Regions from separate parts of the Homo sapiens genome. Here region 1 is linked to region 2. A link is a loop called in an ENCODE intact Hi-C map of the cell type or tissue named here. Cell type or tissue: Calu3. All regions are shown on one strand. Links, peaks and the distances in the headings refer to the core of each region. The heading gives the core; the rest is flanking DNA.

Region 1 (16,189 bases), core at 5,611-13,610, 190 kb after region 2:
AGCAGAGTCTTGCTCTTGTCGCCCAGGTTGGAGTGCAATGGTGCTATCTCGGCTCACTGCAACCTCCACCTCCTGGGTTCAAGCGATTCTTCTGTCTCAGCCTCCTGAGTAGTTGGGATTAAGGCATCCACCACCACGCCTAGCTAATTTTTCTATTTGTAGTAGAGACAGGGTTTCACCATGTTGGCCAAGCTGGTCTTGAACTCCTGACCTCAGGTGATCCGCCTGCCTCAGCCTCTGAAAGTGCTGGGATTACAGGCATGATCCACCATGCCCAGCCTAGTTTACATTTTCACCAGCAGTGTAGAAGTGTTCCCTTTTCACTGCATCCACGCCAACATCTATTTTTTTTTTTTATTTTTTGATTATGGCCATTCTTGCAGGAGTAAGGTGGTATCACATTGTGGTTTTGATTTGCATTTCCCTGATCATTAGTGATGTTGAGCATTTTTTCATGTTTGTTGGCCATCTGTATATCTTCTTTTGAGGACTGTGTATCCATGTCCTTAGCCCACTTTTTGATGGGATTGCTTTTTTCTTGCTAATTTGTTTGAGTTCTTTATAGATTCTGGATATTAGTCCTTTGTTGGATGTATAGATTTTCGCCTACTCTGTGGGTTGTCTGTTTACTCTAGCAGCAGCAAACTTTTTCTTATACAGTTAAAAAGTCAAATAATGTGACAGTTTTAAAGTAAATGTGTTTTTACATACCCCTCTGTATTTATTCAGTGTTAATATTCTGCTAAAGTAAAACAAAAATGCAGTTTATCTTGCCTCTTTCTAAAAATCCATCATAAACAATACAATAAAGTCACTGTACCGTGAGGGTTTGCATTACTTGAGGAGTAAGTTCTTTATAGCCAATCTGAAGACATAACTATGATGCTTTACATCAGGGTTTTCTAGCCTTTTAAAGTATGAGAAACTCATTGGGGTTGGGGGGGGTTGTTTTGTTCTGTTGTTTTGTTTTGTTTTGTTTTTGTTTTGCCAAAAAGTTCCTTAGACCCAACCATAAAAGAGATTGAGAAAATCCACCATTAAAATGTGTGAATTTAAGAACTCTTAAAAACACATTTGTATTTTATCATTCACAACATCTACCGAGTATATACATTTGAAAAATTGTAGCTTAGTACACATAGGTGGGAAACAATGGACTTGCTGGATCTAAGATACTGTTTAAAGCACATATGTGGAACTCGTAAAGTTGCTGCTGTCTCATTTTCCTTATGAGGTCCCCCCAAAAGAAGAAACTTCTTGTTAAAAGTGTCTGCAAGATATACAGAATTACTGATGTTTTCTCCATTTGAGACAGATGAAAAGGTCTGCAGCACACTTCCCACAGAAACCACCTGGAATTCTCCATCGGCATTTCTCTTTCCCTTTGTGGTTCACTGTTTTCTGGTGGGGTCTAGTGTGCATGTTGGGGGTGGTCGGGATGCTTCAGACCCACTCCTGCTGGCTTCTTCTCTTGATCCTCTATTTCCAGAATAAAATAATTCCATCACTTGAGTTACACAGAGCAGTTCTCCCTACCTCCATAGGCCAAGTGTCAGCAGATCTAGGCCTGGGGTCTTTTCTTAGACTCTCAGCAATTCTCATACTGTTCCTCCAAAACTAAAAAGGGTAATTTCTCCTAATTGGACCCTGCATAATAACAATCTCCCCCTTTGCAATGGCTCCATGCTCCTCTTCTTAGTGTACAGCCTTCAAGCAGGAAGCTCAGTCCTTTAGAGAATGGCAGAAAGGTAAGATTTAGATCCCTCTCCCTCTCCAGCTCTGCCTTCAGACCAAGCCCATAGTAACTGCTTACAAGTGCTCAGCCACCTGCAGACTGACTTCCTTTTCCCCCAAACCAAGAGACTATAGTTGCACAGGAGATTAGTGGTCTCACCACAGTTGCAACCTGAATTTGGACAGTCATCTATTACCTAAAGAGCCAGCAAGAGTGGGTCCTACAGGGACCTAACAAAAAGGGCTGAAGCCATCTATTATCTGGAGGCCAATCAGACTTCCCACAGCTCCCTCAATATCCTTGGTGAAAAGCCCATCTGCTCTCTAGCACTTCTGTGCCTGGGTCTCCAGAGTACTGAGTTTTTGTATTCCTCACTCTACATCCTTTTCTCCATCTTATTCTGGCACCCTGAGGACATCTATATCAGAATCACCTGGAGAATGAATTTGTCTCTGAGAATAGGGCCTAGAAACCTGCATTTTACTAAGCTCCCCAGGTGATTCCTATGCATACTGATGTCTGAGAATGAGTGCCTAAATGAAGTTCAGCTTTATGGTACATTTTTAAGAAAGTTGAGATCTGGTTAATGTATGTGAGAAATTGATTATATATATATTTCCAAGCTCCACTTATAATAAACTACTTTTCCTGAAAAGCTATCCTGCAGAAGTCAGGTTGAGAGGATAAGTCTCTGAAATGCTAATAAAGGCATATGGAACTAGCAGAGTTGAAATGCACACTTTTCACATAGGAAATCTCACTGTTGGCCAGGTGTGGTGGTTCATGCCTATAATCCCACCACTTTATGAGACCAAGGTGGGAGGTTTGCTTGAAGACAGGAGTTCAGGACTACCCGGGGCAATACAGTGAGACCCCATCTCTAAAAAATACAAAAATTGTTTTAAAAATTAGCTGAGCATGGTGGCGTGTGCCTGTAGCCCTAGCTACTTGCTAGGTGGGAGGTGGGAGGTGGGAGGATTGCTTAAGCCCAGGAGTTCAAGGCTGCAGTGAGTTATTATCACAACACTCTACTGCAGCCTGGGTGGCAGAGAAAGACCTTGTCTCAAAAAATAATAATAAAGAAAGAAATCTCACTGTTTGTCTTTTTCCCTTGGACAAAATAGCACAGCATGATATTTTTTGTATTAATGAGTGAACAGCGCATAGCTACATGCCAATAAGACAGCAGTTAATGAATCAATAGCTTTTTCCCTGCCCAATGAAAATAAAAATCACAAAACCATTAACTTAGTCTTTATTGTAAGCAGAAGCAAAATAAACATTCCCATAAGATTAACGTTTGACTCTCAAAAACATTAATCAGGGCCTTATTATTAATAATATTCTCAGTAAAAACTTACACAATCAAGGACAAAAAAGTCCATGAGTTAATTATTGGATTAGCTCTCTCAAGCTTGTAAATTCACAAAGCAATTACGTAATCCTCAGTTTCTTTTGGCTCTACTTCCCTACACTCAGTTCCCAATATTTCTCATCTATTCTGAAGGATGTTCTGGGTCCTGAGGACAAACATGGGTTTAACCAGGACTGTTGCTTCCACTCCTTTCTCCTGCTACCTATCTTTCAAAGAGCAAGATAATGCAAAGGGTGGAGTCCACTTGGTTTAAATCTGGGATCTGCAATCTTCTACCATGCAACCATTGACAAATTACGTCTGTTTCCGTTTCCTTAAAAAAGGGGGATAATAAAGGTTCATACGCTATAGGGCTATCATGAAAATTAAAAACTGCTTTGAATAGTGTCTAGCACAAAATAGGCATTCAACAGATAATGATAGCAAGATATTTTATATATATATATATATATATATATATATATATATATATATATACTTTTTTTTTTTTTTGAGACAAGGTCTTGCTCTGTAACCCAGGCTGGAGTGCAGTAGCACAATCAACCCAGTGTAACCTCAAGCTCTTGAGCTCAGGCAATCCTCCCACCTCAGCCTCCCAAGGAGCTAGGACTACAGGCATGAGCCCCCAAACTCACTTAATTTTGTTGTTGAAATGGAGTCTCACTCTGTTGCCCAGGCTAGTCCTGAACTCCTGGCCTTAAGTGATCGTCCTTCCTCTCAGCCTCCCAAAGTGCTGGGATTACAGGCATGAGCCACTGTGCCTGGTCCATCACTATTTTTAACCATTCCACTGTTAATTATCACCTTAATTAGAGGAAAACACTTGGACATAGAGAAAATAAATTGAAAATATTCCCTTGTACCACTCAAAGTCCAGTGTGATGACTGAGAGAGAAAGACAGAGACTGACTCTGACTTAAACCACACCTAATAGAAGATGTTAGGACAAAAGCATTTAGGGGAAAATGGCTAGGAGAGAACTGAATAGACCAATAGTTCAAATATAAATAGCAAGATAGTAACTATTATAACCCTTGGTGGACACACAAAAACAAATGTAAGACACTTAAGAGAACAAGTCTTGCTTAGCTTTTTAGATACTCAGATAAACATAGTGAAATACGCTGAGGGCTGAAATAGTAATATTATAATATAAAAAATAATTACTCCAAAAGTGCAGAGATAAAAGTGATTATCAAATACTTGGGGAACCCTCAGCAGGTGAAGAAACAGAAAAACATTGTTCAAAGTCCCTTCCATTTCCCTATCCCCTACCCCAACCTCTGAAACATATCTAAAGCAGTATCTCACAAATGATTGCCATCCCCCTGTGGGACGGAGATGGAGGTAGCACGCTGTTGTTTTGGGAGATATCTTAATTTGTATTTATGGAAGTTAGTAAGTCACAATTTTGAAAATAAAGGGGCTTTTATGTCTTTTTAACATTGAAATAGATGGTGTCAAAATTTTATTTTAGAAACTCTATAAATGAATATTCCGGAAGATTACTGAAAGAGGCCAACTAGCTTCAACATTCAGATGAGACCCCAGGAAGAGGAAGATGCCCCTCAGGACCAGACTTGAAGGGTTTTTTTTTTTTGTTTTTTTCTTTTTTGTTTTTTGTTAGACTTGAAGGTTTTTAAAGCAGACTGGACAGGACAGGTGAGGAGCAGCAGGCTCTATGAGGTAAGAGTGAGACAAAGGACTCTGATACCTGCCGGACTGGGCCTGTCCCAGAGGGGAAGCAGTCCCAGCCGTCTCATCCCCTCTAAGAAAATTGTTATTGGAAAATTAATAAATCATGTGCTTTTCTTTGTTTAGTGTCCTGTGGATTTACCTCAGGAACTACACGTGTAAACTGCCTGGCTGGGCTGAGGGAATTCAGCAAAGGTAACTGTCCTCTGGAGAAGCCACAGCCTTCCTGCCCAAGGTCCAGCAAAATGAGTTAGTGTATCCAGCTCCTCCTCTCCTAAATGGGCAGGGCAGTCCCTTGCTCAAGAATCAGCAATTTCTGATTCTTGCATCTCTGACAAATACGTGCAGCAATTAGTCTCTTAAAAAAAAATACCTGGCCCAGCACGGTGGCTCACGCCTGTAATCCCAACACCTGGGAGGCCAAGACAGGCAGATCACGAAGTCAGGAGATTGAGACTGTCCTGGCTAACACGGTGAAACCCCGTCTCTACTAAAAATACAAAAAATTAGCCAAGCATGGTGGCAGGCGCCGGTAGTCCCAGCTACTCAGGAGGCTGAGGCAGGAGAATGGCAGGAATTCAGGAGGCGGAGCTTGCAGTGAGCTGAGATCGCGCCACTGCACTCCAGCCTGGGCAACAGAGCAAGACTGCGTCTCAAAAAAAAAAAAAAAAAAAACCTGATTGGCAACTTAATCTTGAAAGAAACATAAAACATAAAAACTTCTCAGAAAAATCATAATTACCAAAAAAAAAAAAAAAAAAACAAACCTTTGCTTTAAAACCATAATTTGTAGATTAAGTACTCCCTCTGCTGAGCAGATCTGGTTTTGCAAACTCTTTTCATCTTCCCTAAATGCTAAACTGAAATTGGAGCTCACCATTTGAAGAGTACTTTCTTCCTCTCAGATACAATCACTAGGTGTATCTGCTTAATGTTTTTGTAGACCATAATATCTAGCTCATCTTTGGTCCCTGTGGGGCAGTCCTTGTTTGTCTGTAAACAATGTACTGACTTCTACCTAGTAGAAAATTGAGGGAGAAACTAGGGTTTCTATGTTATTTCTGGATGACCCACTGTCTGAAGGTCTACCAATAAGGCTTTATTATATGAGTTCCTATCTTAATAATCTCTTTCAAAACACAAATGCCTTTGGGAAGGAGTATATCCAAAAATAGAGGGCACATTAAGCTAATTCCCACAGTGGTGGAAAGAGTATCTCAGAGTTCTGAGAGACAGAAATGAAGAATACAAGGAGAGTGAGGGATCGCAAGGCAATACTTAGTTTTCCTACAATTTCTACCTATCTTCAGGTGACTTAAAAAAAAAAAAACCTCTGAATTTCTAAAATATATTTTTCCTGAATCTTAATGATGAAATGTAAATATCTTCATCTCTATTTCTCCAAGATAGATTTCTATGAAAATATAGAATCAAAAGGTATATATTACAGATCTTCATACATATCTCAAAACTGTTTTCCCAAAAGGTATTATCAATGTATAATCTCATCCCAAATGGATAAATGCTCAGAGAGCTCAGGAGACAAGCTCAGGCTAGGGACAGCCTCAGAGTTACAGCTCCAAGTGGTTGAAGCCATTGAGGTGTTTTCAACTAGCACGTGGTAGAGACCCAGCAAATATTTGCTGATAGAATGTCCTAGTGTATCCCCCTCAGCTGACCACTCTTGCTGTTCCCCAGGAGAAAAGACTGGCTGGTGTCAAGAGCCTCATCTGTTCAAAAAATTAAGTTACTTGTTTAACTTGAATTGAACATAGAATCCAGTAGTCTTTAAGTTGGACATGTGAATCTCCAAGAGCCCACAAAGACTTTTGAAGGATTACATGGGCAAGAATAGTATAACGGAGTCCACTTTCAGATCTTCACCTTTCCTATGCAGGTTGGCCTTCTATATCCATGGGTCCTGCATCCATAGATTCAATCAACCACAGATCAAAAATATTTGAAAAAAAGTTTTATCTGCACTAAACACATACAGAATGTTTCCTCTTGTCATTATTCCCTAAATGAAACAGTATACCATCTACTTACATAGCATTTACATTGTATTAGATATAAGTAATCTAAAGATGATTTAAAGTATAGAAGAGGATGTGTATAGGTTATATACAAATGCTATGCCACTTTTTATCAGCCAACATCAGTCTCCAAGGAAGGTCTTGGAACCAATCCCCCATGGATACTGAGGGATTACTGTATTCTTTACTTAAACTGATCTGCCTGAGGACACAGTTTGCTATTTTCTTTTTCTACTTTTCTCTTTCACAATGGCTCTTCCTCCCACTCTAGAAAATAAAGCCCTCTATCACATCCATCTGGAATCTTACTATAAAGAAAACTGAAGCAGAGAGATTTGGAAATTTTCTCAGTCACCCAGTTAACAATTGGTGAAGCCTAGAATCAAACTTAGGCTTTTTTTTTTTTTTTTTTTTTCTGTAGAGACAGTCTCTCACTATGTTGCCCAGGCTAGTTTCAAACTCCTGGCCTCAAGGAATCCTCCTGCCTCACACTGCCAAAGTGCTGGAATTACAGTCATGAGCCATCATGTGGGGCCTAGGAAGGTCTTACAAATAAGAAATAATCCCCTCATCTTGCTTCAGATGCTTTAGGTTTCAAGTAACAAACTCAACTTAATACGTACTCTATTAGCTCCTACAAGAAATTCAAAGGTAGATGAAGCTTCAGTGTGGGTTTAACCCAGTGGCTTACTGATGTCACTAGGGCCTGGTTTCTTTCCATTTCCCCAACTGGCCTTTTGTGGAATCCACTTCATGCTAAAATTCTCTCTCCTTGTGGCCACACAGGTAATTGCCAATGTTCCCAGGACTAAGTGCTTCCCCATCAACATCCAGAGAGGGTATATCCAACCAGCATCCTGATCTAAATCAGCTTGGATTACATATTGCCCTCCCCCATGACCCTATACCTTCTGCCTCCCTGTCGTTACAAACATTATGGCCAGGGAAACTGAATGCACCGGTTGTTGCAAGCCAGTTGGGGTCCAACCCCAGAGATGGGGATAGACAGTTTTCTTGAAGCAAATGGGCTAGGTGAGGGAAGAGACAGCGTATAGAATAAGAATGTAGGAAATATTAGGAAGAGGGAAGTAGATGCTACGTAGGCAACTTGTAAATGCCCAGTAGACATCTGCTCCTGGAGAACATGGGAAAGGAAGAAGAAAAGGGGGTAATTACAGTAATTGAGATCCACTTACTGAGTGATGCTGTTGTGATCTATATCTTTTTAGAGACTGCTTTGAGATCCAACTTGATCTGACTCCCCTTATATGAACAAGCCAAGTATGGCAGATTATATTTTCCACAATGGCCATAACAGTATCTCCCATCCTCCATGTTCTTTTTGCAATGTGCCTTTGTTATACCTCCCATCATGAAATGGGTTCCATGTTCCCTCCCCTTGAATCTAAGTGAAAATAATGTTGACTTCCAAATCTAGATCATAAATAATGGTATAACTTCTACCTGGTTCTCTCTGGGGAGGTTTGGTCTTAGAAATCAGCTACCATACTGTGAGGAAGTCTAAGCAGCCCATGGGCAGGTCCAGATGAAGAGGAACCAAGCCTACTGGTTCACAGACCTGGCTGAACTCCCAGCCAACAGCCAGCACCAACTTGCTAGGCATGCAAAAGAAGATATCATCTTAAAAGTGGATCTTCCACCCCCTGCAAAACCTTGCCAAAATTTCAAATTTTTAAGCAAACTAAGTGATTCCTGTTGTTGTAAGCCACCAAGTGCTTTAACTGGTTGCATGTCACATGGCAATAGATAATTGACACACCAAACAAACAGAAAATGACTACACAGCCAAATCAAATCTGTCATTCCATCCATCCCTAGCAACATACATTCTGAAAAAAAAAGCCTAGCCATAACTATCTTTCATTTTAGATTTTTAAATTTCAAACATTTAGAAACAGTAGTATAGGGAACACTTATGTACCTATCACCCAGTTTCAACAATAATTATTCTGTGATTTTTGTATCATCTATATATCTACCCATTTCTACCTATTCTCAATTATAATTTAAGGTAAAATTTATATTATTTCAAATGCATAAATCTTATTAGTATAATTTTGATAATGAAAATACCCACACCCCGGGTGTGGTTTCTTTCCAACTCTCCGGAAAGTTCTCATGTCCCTCTCCAGTTAATCCTCCTGTATCACTCAGAGTCCAGTCAAGAGACAGAAATCACACCCGTGTTTTGAATAAAGAACAATTTATTCTATCTCATAAAGAGATTCTAATAAAGAATGCAATTCAAAGAATTACTAACTAGTAAAAAGAGAGTAACTACTAAGAGCAAAAGAGAACACTAAAGGACACCCTGTGGCTCAGACAGAGTACCCAAAGATGAAATAACCTTGGAAGGAGGGCAGCCACCTCCCCAAGGCTGAGATTCAGAGAATGTGGAGTGTGGCTGAGGTATAGTGGGGAAGTCCATTAGGTTGCCCTGAGACAGAGATAGTTCTCAGCCATGATGGTCCAAGGCTTGGTGAACAGGACCCCACCAGCTCACACTAGTGAGCAGACGCCCCCTGCTGGGGTGCCAATGGGCTGAGGCTGGTGAGCAAAACTTGCTGAAGAGTGGGCACCACTGGGTGCACCACACACATGCTCCTGGAAGCTGTGTCATGTGAACAAGAAGTGAGGAAGCACACAGGAACCAGGAACTGAAGTCCCTCTCCCTCCAGGGTCCCTCCAGCACTGACAAGGCTTAACAACATGCTAGCCCAAAGCAATGCCAAGGTCTAGATCATGACACCAGTCCAGCTTCTAGGTGTCAAGGGCTACTTTTCTCCTCCTCAATATTTCTGCAGTATTATAATCAGCTGTCTAGTTTTATGGGGAAAAAAATTTTAGACTTTAACTAAAATTGCATTGAATTTATACATTTTCTGGGAAGACATTACATGTTGTTATTTTCCCATTCATAAACACAGCAGAGTACTTCATTTCTTTAGGTCACCTTAAACATCTTTCAATAAAATTTTACAAATTCCTCCAAACAGGTCTTTCACATCTTGTCCTAAGAAACCTTATATTTTTTGTGGCTATTATGAATGTAATTTCTTTTTTTTTTTTTGAGACAGAGTCTTACTCTGTTGCCCAGGCTGGAATGTAGCGGTGCGATCTCGGCTCACTGCAAGCTCTGCCTCCCGGGTTCACACCATTCTCCTGCCTCAGCCTCCTGAGCAGCTGGGACTACAGGCGCCCGCCATCACGCCCAGCTAATTTTTTTTGTATTTTTAGTAGAGACGAGGTTTTACCTTGTTAGCCAGGATGGTGTCAAGCTCCTGACCTCATGATCCACCCGCCTCAGCCTCCCAAAGCGCTGGGATTACAGGCGTGAGCCACTGCGCCCAGCCTATGAATGTAATTTTTAAAAGCTACTGTTTAAAACTTTGGTTCTAGTGAATTGAAATGCAATTGATTTTTTAATATTCAGTGGAAGAATTTTGTGAGGATTTTTTTTTTTTTTTTTGAGATGGAGTTTCGCTCTCATTGCCCAGGCTGGAGTGCAATGGCGTGATCGCAGCTCACCGCAACCTTCGCCTCCTGGGTTCAAGAGACTCCCCTGCCTCAGCCACTCGAGTAGCTGGGATTAAAGGCATGCGCCACCACGCCCAGCTAATTTTGTATTTTTAGTGATCTTTCTCCATGTTGGTCAGGCTGGTCTTGAACTCCAAACCTCAGGTGATCTGCCCGCCTCGGCCTCCCAAGAATTTTTTTTTTTTTGTCTACTCTTTCACTGTGGGTGTAATGGAATTGTCAGAAACTGAAAATACTAGGAAATGTAGGACTATGGATATTGAGAGCCCATTTGACAACTGAGGATTGAATTTAAAGTGACACAATTCAGTTTAATTGTGTGTTCTTCCTTTAAATAATGTTCAGTTGCTCAGGGGTAAGCACGGACTGCTGGATATTTGAGTTTTACCAGGGATGGGTGTTTGTCACATCAATAGGACAGAGGGAGAAACAGGTAAAGGAGATAATCGTATTTGAAAGTGATCATAATGATGGTGTGGTGGCATTTTAAAAGCATGTCTGCAAATGATATTTCTTACATAAAGAGGTGGGGTTTAATTCCTCTCCTCTTGAATATGGATTAGTCTTAATAATCCACTTGTAATGAAGAGAATACAGTGAAAGTGATGTTGAGTAACTTCTGGGGCTAGGTTATAAAAGGAGATTTTACTTGGCTCTGTCTCTTGGACACCTGTTTTGGGACCCAGCCTCCACGCTGTGAGGAAGCTCAAGCTACATGGAGATGTTACACATAGATGTTCTACCTGTCAGTCTCAGGAGAGGTCCTCATCGACAGCCAGCATCAACTGCCAGGCATGTAGGTAAGGAAGCCTTCAAGATGATTTTAACCTCAGCCACTCTGACATGTAAGTGCATGAGGGATCTCAAGCAATAATATTCTGTCAACTCCCATAACTGTGAGAGGCAATAATAAAATGAATACTGTTATTTTAAATCACTAAATGTTGTAAAGACATTTAGGTAATAGACATCCACAATAATGATGAACCAAGGAATCTAAGATGGGTAAAGAGAGAAATAAGGACATAAGAGTAATATTTGACAGTGCAAAGATAATTGAATGAAATGGTGGTTTGAGTCAGTTGAAGAAGTGCTAGTGTAGAAGCTCCAATGTGAGTGAGCTAAGAAATTAAGAGATAAGTGGATGAAGAAATGGAGATTTCAGAGATGGTACAGCAATTTAGGATAAAATGGTTAAGAGTATGACCATAGAAGGACATGACTGAGGAACGGTGAAAGCAAAGATAACTGGAAGAAAGGTCAAGGATGTGAACGGAACATCCCTGTGAATACTGCGGGCACAAGAACAATGACAGGAGTAGAGAAAAAGGAAGATGGTGAGCCAGATGCTAATGCTACCAACAAAACATAGAGATTGGTACATAATGAAGACAGTGAGTGCTAAATCTGATGTTATGAACTACAAAGAAGCTGAGACTTTAGAAAAAGGAGGGAAGATACATAGTTTGGAAGTGGAAATGGGGAGCCAAGGAAGACACCTAACCTATCTCTAGATCTGAGGTAAACTGAGGAGTGAAACAAGACAGTCTCCCTAGGATTTCATATCTGAGTAGGATGTGGAAAGTCACCATGGTCCAATGACCCTGCTACAACAACTAGAAAAAAACAGACACATTACAAAAATCACATTTAAAAAAGATATTGGCGAGCCATGGAATTCCAGGGGAAGGAAATTTTTCTGAAGTGAGCTGACAATGCACAGCTGCTTTTTTTCCCTGGGAACGTGTGCCAGCTCTGGGTAGGAAAGAGGACAGGGCTGGGCCCAGGCAGAGAAAGTCTACAAATGGGAAGAGAAACCAATAGGCTTATGGTGGTGGCACGGGGGTAACATGACAGGTTAGAAACTTGAGGTGCCCCAAGTGTGGCCACTGTCTCCCATAAGGCAGTGAGTTCTGGGAGTGTTCACACAGGAGGCTGAGGAGCTAGAACATCAACTCCTACAAGGCAGAGTGAGTCTTTCATAATCTCAGGGAAGGAAGAGGAAGCCTGCCTCAAACATACAGCCAGCATAACCTTCAATGTACTTGCCAGATTTTAAAGTTGAGGGCCCACGGCCACCACGCCATCTGGGAAGTAAGGAGCACCTCTGCCCAGCCGCCCCACCATCTGGGAAGTGAGGAGCGCCTCTGCCCGGCCGCCCCACCGTCTGGGAAGTGAGGAGCACCTCTGCCCGGCCGCCCCACCACCTGGGAAGTGAGGAGCACCTCTGCCTGGCTGTCGCCCCCTCTGGGAAGTGAGGAGGCCCTCTGCCCTGCCGCCCCACTGTCTGGGAAGTAAGGCGCACCTCTCCCTGGCTGCCCCACAGTCTGGGAAGAGAGGAGCGCCTCTGCCCAGCCGCTGCACCTTCTGGGAAGTGAGGAGCGCCTCTACCTGGTTGCCGCCCCATCTGGAAAGTGAGGAGCGCCTTTGCCCGGCCGTTGTGCAACCCTCGAAGTGTGAAGTGGCAGCCTTGTGTGTGATTTTTATGCCCTCCCCAAGTTTGCATTTTTGATATTAAAGTTTACTTTTAAAAGTTTTAAATTGGGGAATATATATACATATATAAAAGTTGAGGGCCTAGAAGGGAAACTAAAGAGCTAAGCTTAAATACCTCCGAAGAGCAGAACCAAATCTCTCACAATCTTTCAGTCTGAGGAGACAGAGACTGGCTAGCTTCTCAATCAAAAGCCCAGAAGAGCTATGCCTGAGGAATAGGGATGAACCAGATGTAAACCGAACCCAAATAAATCCACAGTCCAAGCTCAACACAGATCAGTCCCTTCCTGGACTGAGGTCATGAGCTCTGTACCCTATACAGAGGAAAGGACGAACCTTTGCTGGCGAAAGAGTATATCATCTGGAACTTCTATTGTTCTTTTCTCACACAATGTCCAATAAAAATAAGAAATTACTAGGTATGGGCTGGGCGCGGTGGCCCACGCCTGTAATCCCAGCACTTTGGGAGGCCGAGGCAGGTGGATCATGAGGTCAGGAGATCGAGACCATCCTGGCTAACACGGTGAAACCCCGTCTCTACTAAAAATACAAAAAAATTAGCCGGGCATGGTGGCAGGCGCCTGTAGTCCCAGCTACTCGGGAGGCTGAGGCAGGAGAATGGCGTGAAGCCAGGAGGCGGAGCTTGCAGTGAGCCGAGATCCCGCCACTGCACTCCAGCCTGGGCGACAGTGCAAGACTCTGTCTCAAAAAAAAAAAAAAAAAAGAAATTACTAGGTATGTATGAAGGCAGGAAAATGTCTTGAATTATCAACAGAAGAAAATAAGCAATAGAAGCAGACCCACAAATGATCTGGATATTCAAGTTAACAAACAATGATTTAATTTTATGTATTTATTTTATTTATTTATTTTTTTAGAGACACAGTCTCACTCCATCACCCAGGCTGGAGTGTAATGGTGTGATCTCAGCTCACTGCAACCTCTGCCTCCTGGGTTCAAGCGATTCTCATGCCTCAGCCTCCCAAATAGCTGGAATTACAGGCGTGCACCACACCTGGCAAATTTTTGTATTTTTAGTAGAGACAGGGTTTCAGCTGGTCTCGAACTCCTGGCCTCAAGTGATCCACCCACCTCGGCCTCCCAAAGTGCTAGAATTACAGGCATAAGCAACAAACAATAATTTTAAAATAACAACCATCAACATGTGTGTTGATCCATTTTGCACGGCTATAAAGAAATACCTGAGGCCAGGTAATTTATAAAGAAAAGAGTTGTATGCGGCTCAGGGTTCTGCAGGGTGTACAAGAAGCATGGTGCCAGCATCTGCTCGGCTTCTGGCGAAGGCCTCAGGAAGCTTTTACTCACTGCAGAAGGCAAAGGGAGCCAGCATGTAACATGGGAAGAGAAGGAGTAAGAGAAACAGCTAGAGGGAGGCTCTTCTAAACAACCAGCTCTTGGGTGAACTAATAGAGGGAGAACTCACTAATTATCACAGGGGAGGGCACAAAGCCATTCTTGAGGGATCTGCCCACATGACTCAAATACCTCCCACTGGGCCCCACCTCCAACACTGGGGATCAAATTTTAACAGATTTGGAGAGAACAAATAAAGAAAACAGAAAAAGGCAAACTGAATGAAAAGATGCATAATTCTAATAATCAGAATTTATTTAAACATCAAATTGTCATTCTAGAACTGAAAAACATGTCTAAAATTAAGATTTCATTTGATGTATTTAAGAGTAGACTGGACACAGCATAAAACAAAATTAGTAAACTTGAAAACCATCAATGAAAAAGATCCAAACTTGAGCTCAAAAAGAAGAAAATGGGGAAAAAGCAGAAGAGATCAAAAGAGGCATGTAGAACAAGGTAAAGAAAAAGAAAAAAAAAGCTAACATATGTACGATTGGAGTTCCAAAAGGAAAAGAGAGAACTGAATAGAAGTACTATTTGAAAAGAACCAAGAATTTTCTAAAACGGATGAAAAATATCTATCAACAGATTCAGTAAGCCCAGGGGACCAAGCAGGATTGTTTAAAATGTTTTTTAATTTTTTATTTTTTTAGAGATAGGGTCTTGCTCCATCACCCAGGCTGGAGTTCAGTGGTGCAATCATAGTTCACTGCAGCCTCAAATTCCTGGGCTCAAGTGATCCTCTCCTCTCAGCCTCATGAGTAGCAGGGACTACAGGTGTGAGCCACTAAGACAAGTTAGCTTTTTTTTTTTTTTTTTTTTAATTTTTGTACACACAGGGTCTCACTATGTTACCGAGGCTGGTCTTGAACTCCTGGCAAGCAATCCACCTGCCTTGGGCTCTCACAGTGCTGGGATTACAGGCATGAACCACCAAGCCAGGCCTGATTTTTAAAAAAATCAGTCTCTATTCAAGAGATTTGCAGGAAAATGATATTGTAGGTAGAAAATCAGGTTTTATTTAGGACAGGTAGATGAAATTCAGAAGAGGTTAAATATACAGGGAAAACTTTAATGAAAGGTTATTTATGTATTCCAAGGCTTGCAGAAGATGGGTTTTAGAAAAGTATAAAACCTGCCAGACATGGTGGGTCATGCTGTGGTGGGTCATGCCTGTAATCTCAGCACTTTGGGAGGCTGAGGCGGGTGGATCACCTGAGGTTAGGAGTTCGAGACCGGCCTGACCAACATGGTGAAACCCTGTCTCGACTAAAAATACAAAAATTAGCTGAGCATGGTGGCAGGTGCCTGTAGTCCCAGCTATTTGGGAGGCTGAGGCAGGAGAATCGCTTGAACCCAGGAGGCGGATGTTGCAGTGAGCTGAGATGGCACCACTGCACTCTAGACTGGGCGACAGAGCTAGACTCTGTCTCAAAAAAAAAAAAAGTATAAAACCCATCTGGGAAATTGAGTCAGATAAATAAATGTACAGACAGGATATGAGGCAGAATGGAATTCATCTTGATATTCTCTTAGAAGAAATGGGTAATGAGTTTAAGGTGGGTGTGTGGGGCCCAGAGGATTGCTCCTTTGCACTTCCTGCTAGTGTGCTAGCAGAGGTGAGTGAAGGACTCCTCAGGAGAACATGATCTTAGACAATGGAGAATGCATATAAGGGCCTCCTCTATGGGTGCAGAACAATGCAGTAAGCTGGTAAGGAAGGAATGCTTTCACCCAGAGGGGGAACTGGGGACTGCCTCATTGCAGCTTTGTGATGTTATAGTAACTGGCGGCCTAGATGAGAAGAGGCCATCCCTTCCTTGATGTACCCTGACTCTCAACTCAAGTCCATTTCTGCCACCTGCTCCACCGCCATATCACAGACTGAGCCATCACTCAGAATGGCTGCACCCTGAA
Region 2 (15,028 bases), core at 4,931-12,930:
TACCTGAAAGTAGACCAACTTGCCTTGAGACTGTTTGCCTCCTACTTGATGGAGGTAGAGAGGAGAGTCATGCTGCCAAAGATCCATCTTGAGGGAAGTGACAGGCTCAAGTTGGTCGCTTCTGTTTGCAGTGTTTTTAGTAGGCACTTTGCTAGAAACAGGAGACAATGGACCATAACCTCTGTGAGAAGGAACCACTATCACTAGCTTGATGGGACCAACATAGTCATGTAAGGCCACTGGCTGGAGAGAAGGGCCTGAGGAGGACTAGGAGAGGTCCAGCTCCATATGAAAAAAAACCAAAAGCCCATAACTGGGCAGACTTCTTGTTATGTGCTTTTTGAAAATCCACGGCAAATCCATTTGTCTCTGAACTACCGTGCTTCCTTTCAACTCTCATTCTTCCTATTTCTTGAATCCCAAGTGATTTCATGTGTTTCCTGCTTTAGAGGTTTTGCTTCACTGGACTCAGGCTTTATTTTTGTGTGTGTTCCATGCAGATGGGTGGTCTCTTGCAATTGTATCATCAGATTAAGACACGCAGCTGTAAGTGCTTCCACTCCAGCCCAGAGCATAGCTGAGACAATGTGGAATTTAAAGAAGACTTAAGTGTTTGGTTAAGAGGAAGGAAATGGTGCCAGATTCATTCATTCACTCACTGATCAAACATTTTATGTGCCTCCTATGAACATCTTGCTAGGCATCCCAAAGATGGGATGGTCCTGTCTCTGCTCTTGGGAAGCTTACAGTGCTATAGGGAGACAGGCATGGAACAGACACTAGAATATAACAAGCTGATTGCTTCAGTAGAGACATATACAAAGTGCAGTGGAAATACAAAGAAGGAGATCCTAAGCCTGCCCAGAAATTCTAGGAAAGCTTCCCCACAGCTGAAACTTAAGAGATAAGCAAGGCCAGGCATGACAGCTGACGCCTAACATCTCAACACTTTGGAAGGCCAAGGCAAGAGGATCACTTGAGCCCAGGAGTTTCAGCCCAGCCCAGGGAACATAGCAAGACCCCATCTCTACAAAAGAAAATTTGAAAAATCAGCCAGTCATGATGGTATGTGCCTGTAGTCCCAGCTACTTGGGAGGCTGAGGCAGGAGGATCACTTGAGCCCAGAAAGTTGAGGCTGCAGTGAGCTATGATGATGCCACTGCACTCTGGACTAAGTGACACAGAAAGACTCTGTATCCAAAAAAACCCAAACAAACAAACAAAAAAAAAGAAGAATTTACTAGGTGGACAAGTAGTGGAGAAGGTGTTTCAGACAGAGGGAATAACTTGTAGAGATGGGGAAACAAGAACACAGCATGTTTGAGGAGCTGTAGGAGAGTCAGTTCTGTGTGTCTGGAGCTGAGGATGAGAGGCGGGAGTCAGCTGGAAGCAGGGCTGCAGGGGTGGCCAAGGGCCGCCTCAGGAAGAGCTTGGTCCACCAGCCCATTGATACTGTAAGCAGTGTGGAGTCCCCAAGGAACTCTGAGCCAGGGAGTGATAGACTTAGACATATATATATATATATATATATATATATTTTTTTTTTTTTTTTTTTTTTTTTGAGACAGAGTCTTGCTGTGTCGCCCAGGCTGGAGTGCAGTGGCGCAATCTTGGCTCACTGCAAGCTCCGCCTCCCGGGTTCATGCCATTCTCCTGCCTCAGCCTCCTGTAGCTGGGACTACAGGTGCCTGCCACCATGCCTGGCTAATTTTTTTTGTATTTTTGGTAGAGACGGGGTTTCACCGTGTTAGCCAGGATGGTCTCGATCTCCTGATCTCATGATCTGCCCACCTCGGCCTCCCAAAGTGCTGGGATTACAGGCGTGAGCCACCGTGCCCGGCCAGATATTTTTTAAGTTTTGTTTTTTACTGACACAAAGTAATTGTGCTTATTTATGGGATACAGTGTGATGTTTCAACACATGTAGACATTGTGTAATGATCAAATCAGAGTAATTAGCATATCTATCACCTCATTGATCATTTCTTTGTGGTGAGCACATTTAGAATCCTTTCTTCTAGCTACTTTGAAATATACAATAATACATTATTGTTAACTATAGTCACCCTGCTGTGCAATAGAACACTAGAACTTATTCCTCCTATCTCACTGTAACTTTGTACCTATTGACCAACCTCTCCTCATCTCCCCTCACCACTCCCTCCCCAGCCTCTGGTAGCCATTATTCTCCTCTCTACTTCTATGAGATCCCCTTTTTTCAGATTCCGCATATGAGTGAGATCATGAGATATTTGTCTTTCTGTGCTTGGATTATTTGACTTAACACAATGTCCTTTAGGTTCATCCATGTTGTCACAAATGAAAAGATTTCACTCTTTTTTGGGCTGAATAGTATTCTATTGTGCATATATATATATCACATTTTTAAATCCATTCATCCATTGATGGACACTTAGGTTGATTGTATATATTGGCTGCAGTGCACACGGGAGTACAGATATCTCTTTGACATACTGATTTCATTTCCTTTGTGGTTTTTTTGTTTTGTTTTGTTTTGTTTTGTTTTTGAGATAGTCTCACTCTGTCACTCAGGTTGGAGTGCAGTGGCACTATCTGGGCTCACTGCAACCTCTGCCTCCTGGGTTCAGGCAGTTCTCATGCTTCAGCCTCCCAAGTAGCTGGGATCACAGGTGTGCACCACCATGTCCAGCTAATTTTTGTATTTTTAGTAGAGACGAGGTTTCGCCATGTTGGCCAGGCTGGCCTTGAACTCCTGGCCTCAAGTGATCCGCCTGCCTTGGCCTCCCAAAGTGCTGGGATTGCAGGCATGAACCTCTGTGCCTGGCTTGATTTCATTTCCTTTGGATATATACCAAGTAGTGGGATTGCCAGAACATATGATAGTTCTATTATTAATTTTTTGAGGAACCTCGCTAATGTTTTCCATAATGGCTGTACTAATTGTAATTTCCATCAACAGTCTATAAGAGTTCCCCTTTCTGCACATCCTCGCCTGCATTTGTTACTTTTTGCTTTTTGATAATAGCCATTCTAACTGGCGTGAGGCAATAGCTCATTGCAGTTTTGATTTGCAGTTCCCTGGTGTTAATGATGTTGAGTATTTCTTCATGTACTTGTTGGCCGTATACATGTATGTCTTCTTTTGAGAAATATCTATTCAGGTCTTTTGCCCATCTGATTATTTGTTTTTCTGCTATTGAGTTGTTTGAGTTCCTTGTATACTCTGGATATTGAACCCTTGTCACGTAAGCATAGTTTGTAAATATTTTCTCCCATTCCATAGGTGGTCTCTTCACTCTGCTGTTTCCTTTGCTGTACAGAAGCTTTTTAGGTTGATGTAATACCATTCGTGCATTTTTTTTCTTTTGTTGCCTGTGTTTTCGAGGTACCATCCAAAAAAATCTTTGCCCAAACCAATGTCCTAAAGTGTTTCGTCTATTCTTTATTCAAATAGTTTCATATTTCTGGCTCTTACATTTAAGTCCTTAATCCATTTTGAGTTGATTTTTGTATATGGTGAGAGATAGGAATCTAGTTCCATTCTTCTGCATGTAGCTATCCAGGTTTCCCAGCACCATTTATTGAAGAGAATGTTCTTTCCCCAATGTGTGTTCTTGGTGCCTTTTTCAAAAATCAGCTCGCTATAAATGTGTGGGCTTATTTCTGGTTTCTCTATTCTGTTCCACTGGTCTGTGTGTCTGTTTTTTATAGACAGACTCAGAACACTGCAGCAAAGGTGAGTACGAGAAACAGTGCTTGAACTAAGCCAGGGGCAGTGGGGATGGAGAGGAGGCAGATGGGCAGTTATAAGAGATGATTAGACTCTATCAATGACTATTAAAGTTCTCACATTGGCTTCTTTCTATTCTAGTATAGTATTTAGTAGTAGATTTTTTGGCTAGAAATACCTGAAACTAGATAGCCTTATAACACATACAATTAAAACTAACATGGAAACGGCATGCCAATATTCAATTAGAGTTCTTCTTTTTGCAATTCAATTTGAAAATAATCTGTATGCTATCAGTAATTTAAGACCCATTATTACTGTGATAATAGTAATAGGTAACACTGCTCTAGGGAACTATGCTGTAATGTGGCAGAGATAATATACAGCACATTAGGAACTCAACAACACTTATTTTTTAAAAATCTAGAGACATTAACCATCACCATATGATTTATGTTTTCTTAAAGAAAGAATGAATCCATAATACAAACCCATTGATATTGCCTTGAAATGATCTAGATTGAGAAGTGTGATTTTCTGATAATTATGGACAACATGATCAATATTTATAATAGAAAAAATAATGTCATAAATATAAAAATTGGCACTATTAACTTATGTCAAGATGCTTTTTTGTCATTATCATCAGTGATTACTTGCTCAGCATCTGCCCCTACCCAGGCACATGAAGAACGGAAGGAGTCGCAGACCCAGGCAGGAGGTGTAACATACAGAAAGGTCCTGAGGTAGGAAGGGATTTGGCTTGTTTGCAGAGCTAAGTGAAAGCAGTGTGGCTGAGGGAAAGGAAATGAGCAGAGCAGGGGCATGAGGTGGTCCTGGAGTGGTAGACAGGGGTTTCTTTAATTAACAGTAAATGTTCTTTCAAATTTTGGTCATAGCTGGGTGTAGTGGCACTTGCCTATAGTCCCAGCTACTCAGGAGGCTGAAGCAGGAGTATTGCTTCAGCCCAGGAGGTCGAGGCTGCAGTAAGTTTTGATGGTGCCACTGCATTCTAGCTTGGGGGACAGAGTGAGACCCTTTCTCTAAAAAAATTTTTCTTTCTTTAATTCTCATCTTTCTGTGATTTAATTTCTCAGTTTTATTAGACACTGTTGTTATTCCCATTACACTCCACACTTGACTACATCACCTGGTTCTCTTACAATCTTTTTGACCTTCTTTCTTTAGTCTCCTTCATGGATTCATCTTCTTCTTTCCACTCCTTAAACACTGATGTTCTGCTATGTTCTTCCTGGGAGTACATTTCTCCTCATGCCCCTATGCCCTCCTTGAGGATCTTGGCCACATTCACACCTCCATGAGAATGACTCCCCCATCTGCAGGTCCGGTAATCATTTCTCTCCCAATCCTTTGGCCTGAATATCCCACAGATTCTAACTCAATCTGATAAAACGAAAACCATCTTTCTCTCAAAACCTGTTATTTCTCCTATATTACCTATCTTTTTAGAGGTGGGACCTCCATCCTCCCAAAGCCAGATTTTAAAAAAAAAATTTTAATTTTTTTTTTTTAAGACAGGGTCTCACTTTGTCACCCAGGCTGGAGTGCAGTGGTACAATCTCGGCTCACTGCAGGCTTGACCTCCCGGGCTCAAGTGATCCTCCCACCTCAGCCCCCCAGGTAGCTGGGACTACATGCGCATGCCACCATGCCTGGCTAAATTTTTTTTTTCTGTATTTTTGTAGAGATGGGGTTGTGTCACGTTGGCCAAGCTGCTCTTGAACTCCTGAGCTCAAGTGATCTGCCCACCTCAGCCTCCCAAAATGCTAGGATTACAGGCGTAAGCCACCACACCTGGCCAATTTTTAATTTTTTTATTCCAAAGCCAGAACTTTTAAGTCAATTCTTATCCTCCCATCCCTCCACCGAGGTCCCCATTTTCCACAATAATCAATCACCAAGTTCTTTCGGTTTTAGCTACTAAACATTCTTTAATATGTCCTTTCCATGCTTGTTCTAGCCTCTGACCTAGTTCAAGAACTCCTCATCTCTTCCTTTAACTACTAAAATACCTCCTATTTCCCTCCCTGCCCCCAGTCCTTCTCCTTTTCAGTCTGTCCCCCAGAGAACAACTCAAATAATCTACCTAAAATGGAAGGCTGACTATGACTATGACTCCCCTACACATCACCCATTGGTTCAAGTCCAATCTCCTTGACACAGTATGACATTCCCTCCATGATATCTTTTTTATATAGTGTATTCTAGCAGGACTAAGCTACATCAAGTTCCTTGAACAAGGATACATTCACATGCTTCTGTGTTGGGCAGGCTGAATTAAGAGATCCTTTCCTCTCCTCACCTCTATCACTATGCCTGCCCCATCACATCTAAATTCCCCACACCCACCCTTCCAAATTGGGCTGCAGAAAATAGGTCTTACTCACATTTGTTAATCCTAGAGCCTAGCATTTTTTTCCTTCATTCAATGAGCAATTAATCTAGTGCCTACTACTTCCCAGGGTTCTGGGAAAACAACGTTTCAGTCTTCATGGATCTGATATTCTAGTGAGGGGACTCCAGGACCTACATAACAGGCGCTCAAGATCTTGTACTCATAATAAAAAATTCTGAAAATCAAGCAAATGAAAGAGTCTTTTTAAACCACTGTCTAAGCACACTGTCTGGGACACTGCCGTGACTCACTTTTCCTTTAAACAACAAATATGGCGGTGACTAAGGCAACTTAAGTAACAGACTGAACTGCCCTCACCATGGATCCTGTGGTCTTTAGCAAATGATAATCCAATTAACTAGCAGGAAATATTTTCCCACATACATGGAGATATAACCTCACATTCAAATAATCCTCTGGAGCAGGAAGGGAATGAATAATAGCCCATTTAAGTGAACATTTTGAAAAGCTGTAGAAGATTAAAGATTTCTAAAGATACCTTAAGATATTATCACATTAGTAAGCTATTTCTCCCACTTAGAAACCCTATCCTGTTTATATTAGAAGAGGCAAATTGACATATTTCCTCTTTCCCTAATATGTACTTGGTAGGTAACTTCCTAAACAACTTTTATTCATGGATGATACAATAAATGATTCACTATTTTCCACAAAAGGAATAACTGAGGAGAGTAAGATTATTATAAGAAACACAAATCTTGAAATAACTGTGTTCTCCTCTTTGCTTCCCCCATTTAAGTTAGCTCTCTCCAATAAACATCTTTCTGGATTTCTAAATGTCTGGATTTTTGCCTTTGCTGATCAACTTCTTCATGAGTTTTCATGATTTTTCAGAACACAGTGTCCCTTTAGCCTCTCCAACCCCAAAGAGCTCTTCTACTTTTGAGGTGTGAATTTCAATTAGTTTCCTGAGCAACATCTCTATAAAGCTGTCTTGCAAGTGAATCAAACTAAACATGTTCGTTTTCCCAACCTGCAGCAAACCTGCTCCCTGACTGTGTAAGGGACACAGCTCAGGAAGGCACACCATCCTTTATGCAGATGCTCAAGCCAAAAATCTGGTGCCATCCTTGATTCACTCCCTCTCTTCCTTATCCTCACATTCAGTTGAGCTCTATCTCATTGTTTCTTCTTCCTCAGTGTCTCCCAACTGTGCTGACTTTGCTACATGCTTACTGCCCTCTCCCTAACACAGGCGTTCATAACTTTTCACCTGGATGACTACTTGATAATTGGTCACTATGCATCTGTGATTCCCATATCTGTCTAGCAGATAGAAGTGAGCTTTTCGGAATATAAATCTGACCATGTTACTGTTCTAACTGACAATACTGAATGTCCTTCCACGGTCCAAAGAGCAGAGTTCAAATTCCTTAATGTGGCCTCTGGGCCCTCAGTGACCTGACCCCTGTCTACCTCTCAAACATCATCTCTCACCATACTTCTCGCCAATAAGCCATACCCAAATGTGTAGGTTTCTTGATATCTCACACTTTTAAACCTCCATGCCTTTGTGCAGGCTGCTTCTTTGGCTCACAGAACACCTTTCTTCTCTGGGAAAAGAATCTCTGAGCTAGGTTAGCTTTCCCCTCTCTGTTTTTCACACTCATCATACTTTGTAACCACTTGCCCTACTCCTGTCTTCCCACTAGAATGTAAGTACTAGGAAGAGGAATCATGTCTGTTTTGTTCATTCCAGTATTCTCAGCACTGAGCACAATGTAGTCAGAGTAAATACTTGTTAACTAAATGTGTAGTGTGATTCTAACTGAAAATTCACCATTAAGAATTGAGAATGAACATAATTATTAGAAAACATGGGAAATTTTCTCCCAAATGGCACAACTGGTCACATTTGATCTTTGGTGGGTATCTGTAACATTCCAGAGTTTAAATCCTGAATGTTACGTCTGTAGTCAAATTTGCACTTACTCAGACCTATAATCAATCAGGCTGGTGTTTAGCTGCCCAAGTTGACATCCGGGCTGACTCATTTTAACTTCACTGTTTGAGGTTAGCTTCCTCAGCTGTTGTAGCACTGTAATTGTCAATCATTTGCCTTTTAGTTCAGAGTTTAACTGACTTGGAGGAAGAAAACAACAGAAGACTTATTTTTTTCAATCTTTTAGCAGAAAACAATTAGTATACTTCCCCATAGATATCCATTTACAATTCTCTTAAATTACATATATGCTTCAGAAGAAAATAAAAACAGAGACTAGAACTCGAGGCCATACTCCTAAGTTTTTTGTTTTTTGTTTTCTTGAGACAGGATCTTACTCTGTTGCCCAGGTTTCCCAGGCTGGAGTACAGTGGTACAATCACAGCTCACTGCAGCCTCAACCTTCTGGGCTCAAGCCATACTCCCACCTGTCAGCCTCCTGAGTAGCTGGGTCTATAGGTGCACATCACCACACCCGGCTAATTTTTGTATGTTTTGTAGAGATGGGGTTTCATCATGTTACCCAGGCTGGTCTCAAATTCTTGGGCTCAAGTGACCCGCCTGCCTCAGTCTCCCAAAGTGCTGGGATTACAGGCATGAGCCATCGTGCCTGGCCTATATTCCTAAGTTTTTAACTTGTCCTCTGTAGATAAAATTTTAATATACAGTCTTTAAAAATAAAACCTGAGCTTTCCTCAAATGCTAAAAACTAAATAAAGCATTTTAACCTTTACTCCATTCAGTCAACAAATATTCCCCCAGGCACTTCAGCCTTGTGGTAAGTGCTGTGGGGGAATTATATTTTGATGTGTTTTATAATGTGCTTTGATTCTCTACTTCTTGTCACTCTGTGACCCTTCAGACAACAGCTGGCGATTCTGCTCCTATGTGTCAGGAAAAGGTTCTTACAAAAGAACACAGGATAAAAATCCTGGGCCTTTAAGCTTCAAAAGCCCAAGCCCTGAAAGACTTGGGGCATAACATTTTTCAAAACCATGTAATCAGTTGGAACATTTTTTCCACCCCCAGATTAGGAAAAGAATCTATGTCAAAAGGAAAGGAGCAAATATGAGAAAAGGGGAGAGAAGAGGTGGAGGGGAAGAAGATGAGAAGGGAGAGGAGGAAAGGAGAGGACAGGGGAAAAGAGGAGGGGAGGGGAGAGCCAGAGGGAAGCAAATGCTGAGAAATTCATCATATGGGGGGTCTGTTCTAGACCTTCTCACTTTCTATCCAGCTAGAGAGAAAGTTGGAACCCCCGGGTAGGCTTGGGGGCCTAAGTAGATGGGAACCCATTCCACCTTTCCCAGTAGGGTTCATAAAAGCAATAAGACAGAGTGTTCCTGTGCTCGTCATTGTATCAGTTAAGAGTCAACGGGAAAAGCAGAAACAACCCTGAGCATGCAAAACTGAGGAGATTTAATTTTAATGGGGGAATGGCTACATAGGTGGTAGAGAAACTGAGAAGCCAAATGGGACAGTGACAAAATCTAGAGCTTAGCAGCAGTAGGAAGCCACTACTGTCCCTATGCTGGAAGGACAATGGGAAGATATGATGTTATTGAAGCCCAGAGGCCGACTTCATTCAGGGAAGCTGGAACCACAGCAGGCCTGTGGTTCAGAGGGGAGTAGAACACTAAGGAAATGCAGCTGATGATGATGATGCAAAGAAAGGTAGAGGAAAACCCTGGAATGTCCCTTCTACTGGCCCTGTAATCACTCAGAAATGTCTCACAAGCACCAACCCTAACATGGAATCTAGTTGACTTGTGTGAGTCACCCTGTAGCAGAGCAAGGGGAGGGTGAGTCATGAGTTTGAGGGCAAACACATTCATGATGTGGGAGCAAGAAAATGTCTCCAGCAGGTGTCTAGGACTGTGGACCTAAGACAGCCTCACAGGATCTCCATGACCCAGGAAGACCCAGAGGAGCCCAGAGCAAGGCAGACACGACAGGGAAACCTGAAGACTTGAAGGGGCCTTGGAGTTGGAACAAGGAAGAGACATCAGGGATCCACCTGGACGGGAAACTAAACACCAAATGGGCCCTCGTACATCTCAGTGAATTCCAGCTTGGACAGAAGACAACATTGAGAAGACCAGACACTGACCCTGCCATAATGAGTTGACTCCATGGTACTGCTTCCTACCCACAATCTCACATCACTCATGGACGATATGGAAGGGAAGAGGAGGTCATCTAGCAGAAAGGAGGCTGAATCCAAGTTCATTCATAGATAAAGAAAGGAAAGAACCTAGACCAATGAACAGATCTAGTCCTTCATTTAAAAGACCCCACCGAATGTTGACGAAGGATAAACACATAACAGATGTCTGCAATGCAGTGAGAAATAGAAACGGTTCATGTTAAAGGATACACTGGGGCTGGAGATGCAAGCAGAGAAATTCCAGTGCTTGCCTGCAAGGTAGGGCTTCTCAGAGAAGGCCCTCATAGACAGTTGATATTTCAGGGATGAATAGGGATTTAGCAAGCAGATGGAGGAGGGATCCTTACCTCCCTATATCTTCCTATATCCCTCCTATATAGGAAGGATATAGGATATAAGATATTGTCTTCCTATATCCCTCCAAATGCATGATTTTCAAGAGAAGTCCATATATTCCTTGTATAACTATAGCCCATAGTTCTTTCAGAAACATGGCAAATCTCTCAGGGTTATCCTCCTTTTGATTAGTAAATGGGGCAGTCCCAGAGGGATAAGATGGATGTGGCCTGAGTCTCAACCCTGATGAATACAATCAGCAGCTTGCAGGAAATGAATTCCATATCCTTTTGTAGATTTGTTGAGGCCATTTCTAGAGTTTAGTCTTGAACTAAAGACTTAGATCTCAAGGCATTCGGGTAGTCTCATAAAATGTGCAATCCGTAAGAAAAATATAGTTAAGCCATCTAACATATATTATCTCCATACTGACCAAACTTCTGTAATGAAACAAATCTCAAATTATCATGACATACTCTTATCTGTCATGACTTTCCCCAAAATACTGTATTTTGCTATTTTTTAAACAGAGAAACATGACTGTTGATTCAAAGAAACTTTTCTATCACCCTTCTAGAAACAATATCCCTAAACTTAACTTTTATAATAGAATAACAAATAAAACATATTATTGTTCTCTCCATTATTTACAAAATAGCAAATAATTGTATTATAGAAAACAATAAAAGTCATTGTACTGTTTTGAATTTTTTTACCTCATTAGAGATGTCTGTTCCAGAGAGATCTATTGATACCAAGGAAAAGATGTTTACAATATATCCAATTCCTTGGGCAGTCAAATGTTCACAATTTCGTAAACTCAAGTAGTTTAAATTAGGGCAGCTAAAAGAAAGTAGCATGGATTAATTTTAGCTGTCAATCATATTGTCAGTAAGCAATTTCTTCATATAAAAACTATCTTGGGAAAACAAATGGTATTGAAGCAAAGATTTTCCTTTACTCAACATAAAAGTAAGACTAAAAGTAGAAAGTAATTTGACATTACAAAGTTGCATGAAAGGGCAGTAGATTATTATATGACTTTCTTTCTGTAATTTAGTTTCGTATTACAATTTCTAATAAGGAAAAAATATGTCACATATCAAAAACTATCATGTAAGTACCATAGTGAATGACCACTAAAAGTGCAAGTTAAGAACCCTACTTATCCCTTACAAGTTTGCTACAGGAATTGTACAAGACCTCTGACAAGAGGGGAGTCAAGAATAAACCAGCCAGAACACCCCTTGGGAAATGCTGGAGTAAAGATAATCTCCTGGAAAAGGGAGATTAGAGAAAATCTCCTTGAAAAAGTACAGGGAAGCCACCCATATCTAGATATTCATCATTTCAGGAACGACTCCCTCAGATGTAATTTAAATATAATAATATAATTTAAAAATTGGTCCAATCTATGACTTCAATGTCTTTCACATGGTTTCACTGAACATTTAACCAGCTTCTGGGCATCTCTGATGTTCCCCCAAATGTCATGAAATCTTTGCTTTTAGGTGTCTCATGTCTCCTATTATCAAATATACAATACTAATGATATGATGTAAAAGACTGTTTTATCATACCGCTCAGATAGTTTCATAACAGAGGCATCACTTAGCCGCACACAGTTGCTTAAATTTAGCTCTCTTATCCTCATGCTTGCAGGACCATCAAGAAATTGCTTTAGTCCCATATCACCAATTCTGTAGGAAAGAGAGAAAAATTTTACATGTGATTCTATATATAAACATATAGAATAGTATTAAAGTAATAGCTACCATACCCAATATATTTCTAAAATAGCAAGGTAATATCTATATACTGGTATTTTGTCAATATTTTAAAACCAAATTTGATTATATAGATTTTAATGTAATAAAATGTATAAATGAGAGGAATGGGAGAAGTATTAATTAAAATGTTATTTCTGTTCCTTTGTTCATAATTTTTAATAAGACAGATGGCCCTCAAGGTCTTTTTCTCTTGGGTTAAAAAGTGATCAAGTTAAGTAGTCCCTGATACCATTTCCTGCAAAAGAAAAAGATCAAAACTTAGGAGAGTGAGAACCAAGACTAAGAGTCAAACTACTGCCATGATTTTGGAGGAATTTTCACTAAATACAAGGTCAATTTGCTGGATAGGAAACCCAATATGAGCCCTTTGGCTTCTTTCCTTCTGAATCAGAGAAAACCTGATGCTGGAAGAAGACCTTGACCTCAGCCTTCCCAAACTATCCTAATCAGAAACTTCTTCTGTGTGTCAGTGCCATAACCCTACCATGTTGATCTTGCTTTATAAATGGCTGGATGTCTGTTTGGCCCATCAGTTCCCTGTCTTCCATTGGGATCTTCATTTCTAATTCCAATTGAGAACCACCAGATCCTTCTAAGAAGCATTTCAGCAAATAAAGCAGGACAGGAGTTTCCACCATTGCAATCCTAAGAGGCAGTTTCACAACAGCTCTACAGGTGGGCGTACAGATGGGAAGAACACTGGGAGCAAAACATACTGATTGCTGACATCCGTTTACACCCTCCGTTTGTTCAGATTTGCAAAGAACTGAGCAGTTAAGGCAAAAGATATCCTGTTTCAGCTGAATGAGCCATAGTAGGTGGATGCGATGCCTGTGTGCCCATCAACCTTCCACCTATAAGAGGGGGAGTGTGCCAGCACCTAGGAAAGCAGTTAAGGATGTGTGTGTGTGTGTGTGTGTGTGTGTGTGTGTAGAAATTCATATTATAGTCAAGAAAGGATTAAAAGTGAATGGAAAAGATTATTGAGGTAATGATCCAAATTAATTGGTTAATACATTTAGGGCCAAACCTGGATATCAAAAGTATCCATGCTGTTTTTTTGTTTGTTTGTTTGTTTTTTAATACACAAGCTGGGGTTTCATCCCTAAAGATTCAGACTCAATAGCTCTGAAGTGGGGCTTGGGCATCTATAGTTTTTTTTGTATGTTTGTTTGTTTGTTTTTGAGACCAAGTCTCTCTCTGTCGCCCAGGCTGGAGTGCAGTGGCACGATCTCAGCTCACTACAAGCTCTGCCTCCTGGGTTCACACCATTCTCCTGCCTCAGCCTCCCGAGTAGCTAGGACTACAGGCGACTGCCACCATGCCTGGCTAATTCTGTGTATTTTTAGTAGAGACGGGGTTTCACCATGTTAGCCAGGATGGTCTCGATCTCCTGACCTCGTGATCCGCCCACCTGGGCCTCCCAAAGTGCTGGGATTACAGGCGTGAGCCACCACGCCCGACGGGCATCTATAGTTTTATTCAGCTCCTCAGGTGATTCTGACACCTTAGGATTTTTACTTTTAAATTCTTTTAAATATGTATTTTTAATTTATCTTTTTGTTGCTGATTCCCATTGCTTTGTAGAGAGAGAATACCATTTGTTGATAAAAATAGTTTGAAAGTTGCTGGAACTTGCTTTTAAATTTTGTCCATGCATGATTTTTTAAAGGATTGATGTGTGTTTGAGAAAAACAAAAATTCTTTAACTACCCAACTTACTATTTTAGGTTTAACTCTTATATGTACATATTAAAATCTTAAAACTCTGAAATTAAGCTTAATCTTTTTACCCTATATGTTATACTTTTTCATCCTCCCTCTGTTGTCATTTCTTCAGAATGATCTCCCAGCTCTATACTTCTCTCCTCTGTGAGTTCTAATCTGCTGATCAGCATTCCATTGTTTATTTCAATAACTATATTACATCATTTGTTTCTAAAAGTTAGGTTTTTTTCCCAGATAAATCTAATTGTTTTATTATGTTTGGTTGTCTGCTCATATTTCTGATCCCATTTTTTATTTCTTCAAACATTTCATACATGTTTACTTAACAATCCATGTCTGACAATTCCTGTATCTGAATTACCTGAAGGTCAAATGTATCTTGCTGTTTCTGTGACTCTTTCTCATGGTGACTTATATCTTTGTGCATTTTGACAATCTTTGACTTTGAGCACCTATTTATTTGATCTTAATCTCTAGCCTGAGAAGCTTTGTGCTAACTTCTTCCAGGAGCTCAGGAACTACCTACCTGAGACCACTCTGCCCCCTTAAAGAGGTACAAACCCTACAGAAGTCTCAGGTTCTGCCTCCCTACTTTGAGTCTTGCTCAGAGCTGATTCTCTCAAAGGCAATTGTTGTCATAAAATTTGTGCTCAGAGCTGCTCAACCTTTTGTGTTTGCTGGCTATTCACTATTCATCTCAAGGAATTTGTTCATTGAGAGAGTAGAAAAGAATGAGGGGATTCAAGGCTACTGGATATTTCTCTTACTCTTTGTGAGCTCAGCAGTATATTGAAAATATATTTAATCACGGATCTGAATATTTTTGGCAGAGCCCTTTGAAGTGTCTTGTCACCTCTACTTCTGGAGGCAGAAAACTTCCATTTAAGATTAATTAGGCAAGGCGCAGTGGCTCACGCCT

What was found. A loop is a pair of places that touch in the nucleus more often than their neighbours do. Peaks named below come from ENCODE experiments on the same cell type or tissue, not always from the same donor. Only the 100,000 strongest peaks of a DNase experiment are listed, where the experiment ranks them.
Region 1: it touches region 2 in a loop (6-fold over the local background); 5 of 110 quality-filtered maps call a loop at or near these places.

Annotation. Positions count from the first base shown.
Region 1 is chr7:103,056,478-103,072,666 of GRCh38, forward strand. The region is part of intron 1 of FBXL13 (F-box and leucine rich repeat protein 13); the gene reads right to left. Among named protein-coding and RNA genes, the nearest start is that of FBXL13, 10 kb to the right of the region's middle. RefSeq lists a silencer at 9,225-9,519. In Calu3, for the core only: a CTCF peak has its summit at 9,398 (motif pointing left); DNase peaks (open chromatin) are centred at 5,614 and 9,384.
Region 2 is chr7:102,866,160-102,881,187 of GRCh38, forward strand. It overlaps FBXL13 (F-box and leucine rich repeat protein 13), which reads right to left. Exons shown (of 21, transcript NM_001394494.2): 16 at 12,172-12,291; 17 at 11,308-11,434. Among named protein-coding and RNA genes, the nearest start is that of LRRC17, 39 kb to the right of the region's middle. RefSeq lists an enhancer at 9,397-10,596. In Calu3, for the core only: no CTCF peak of the experiment used is centred there; DNase peaks (open chromatin) are centred at 6,382, 8,132 and 9,872.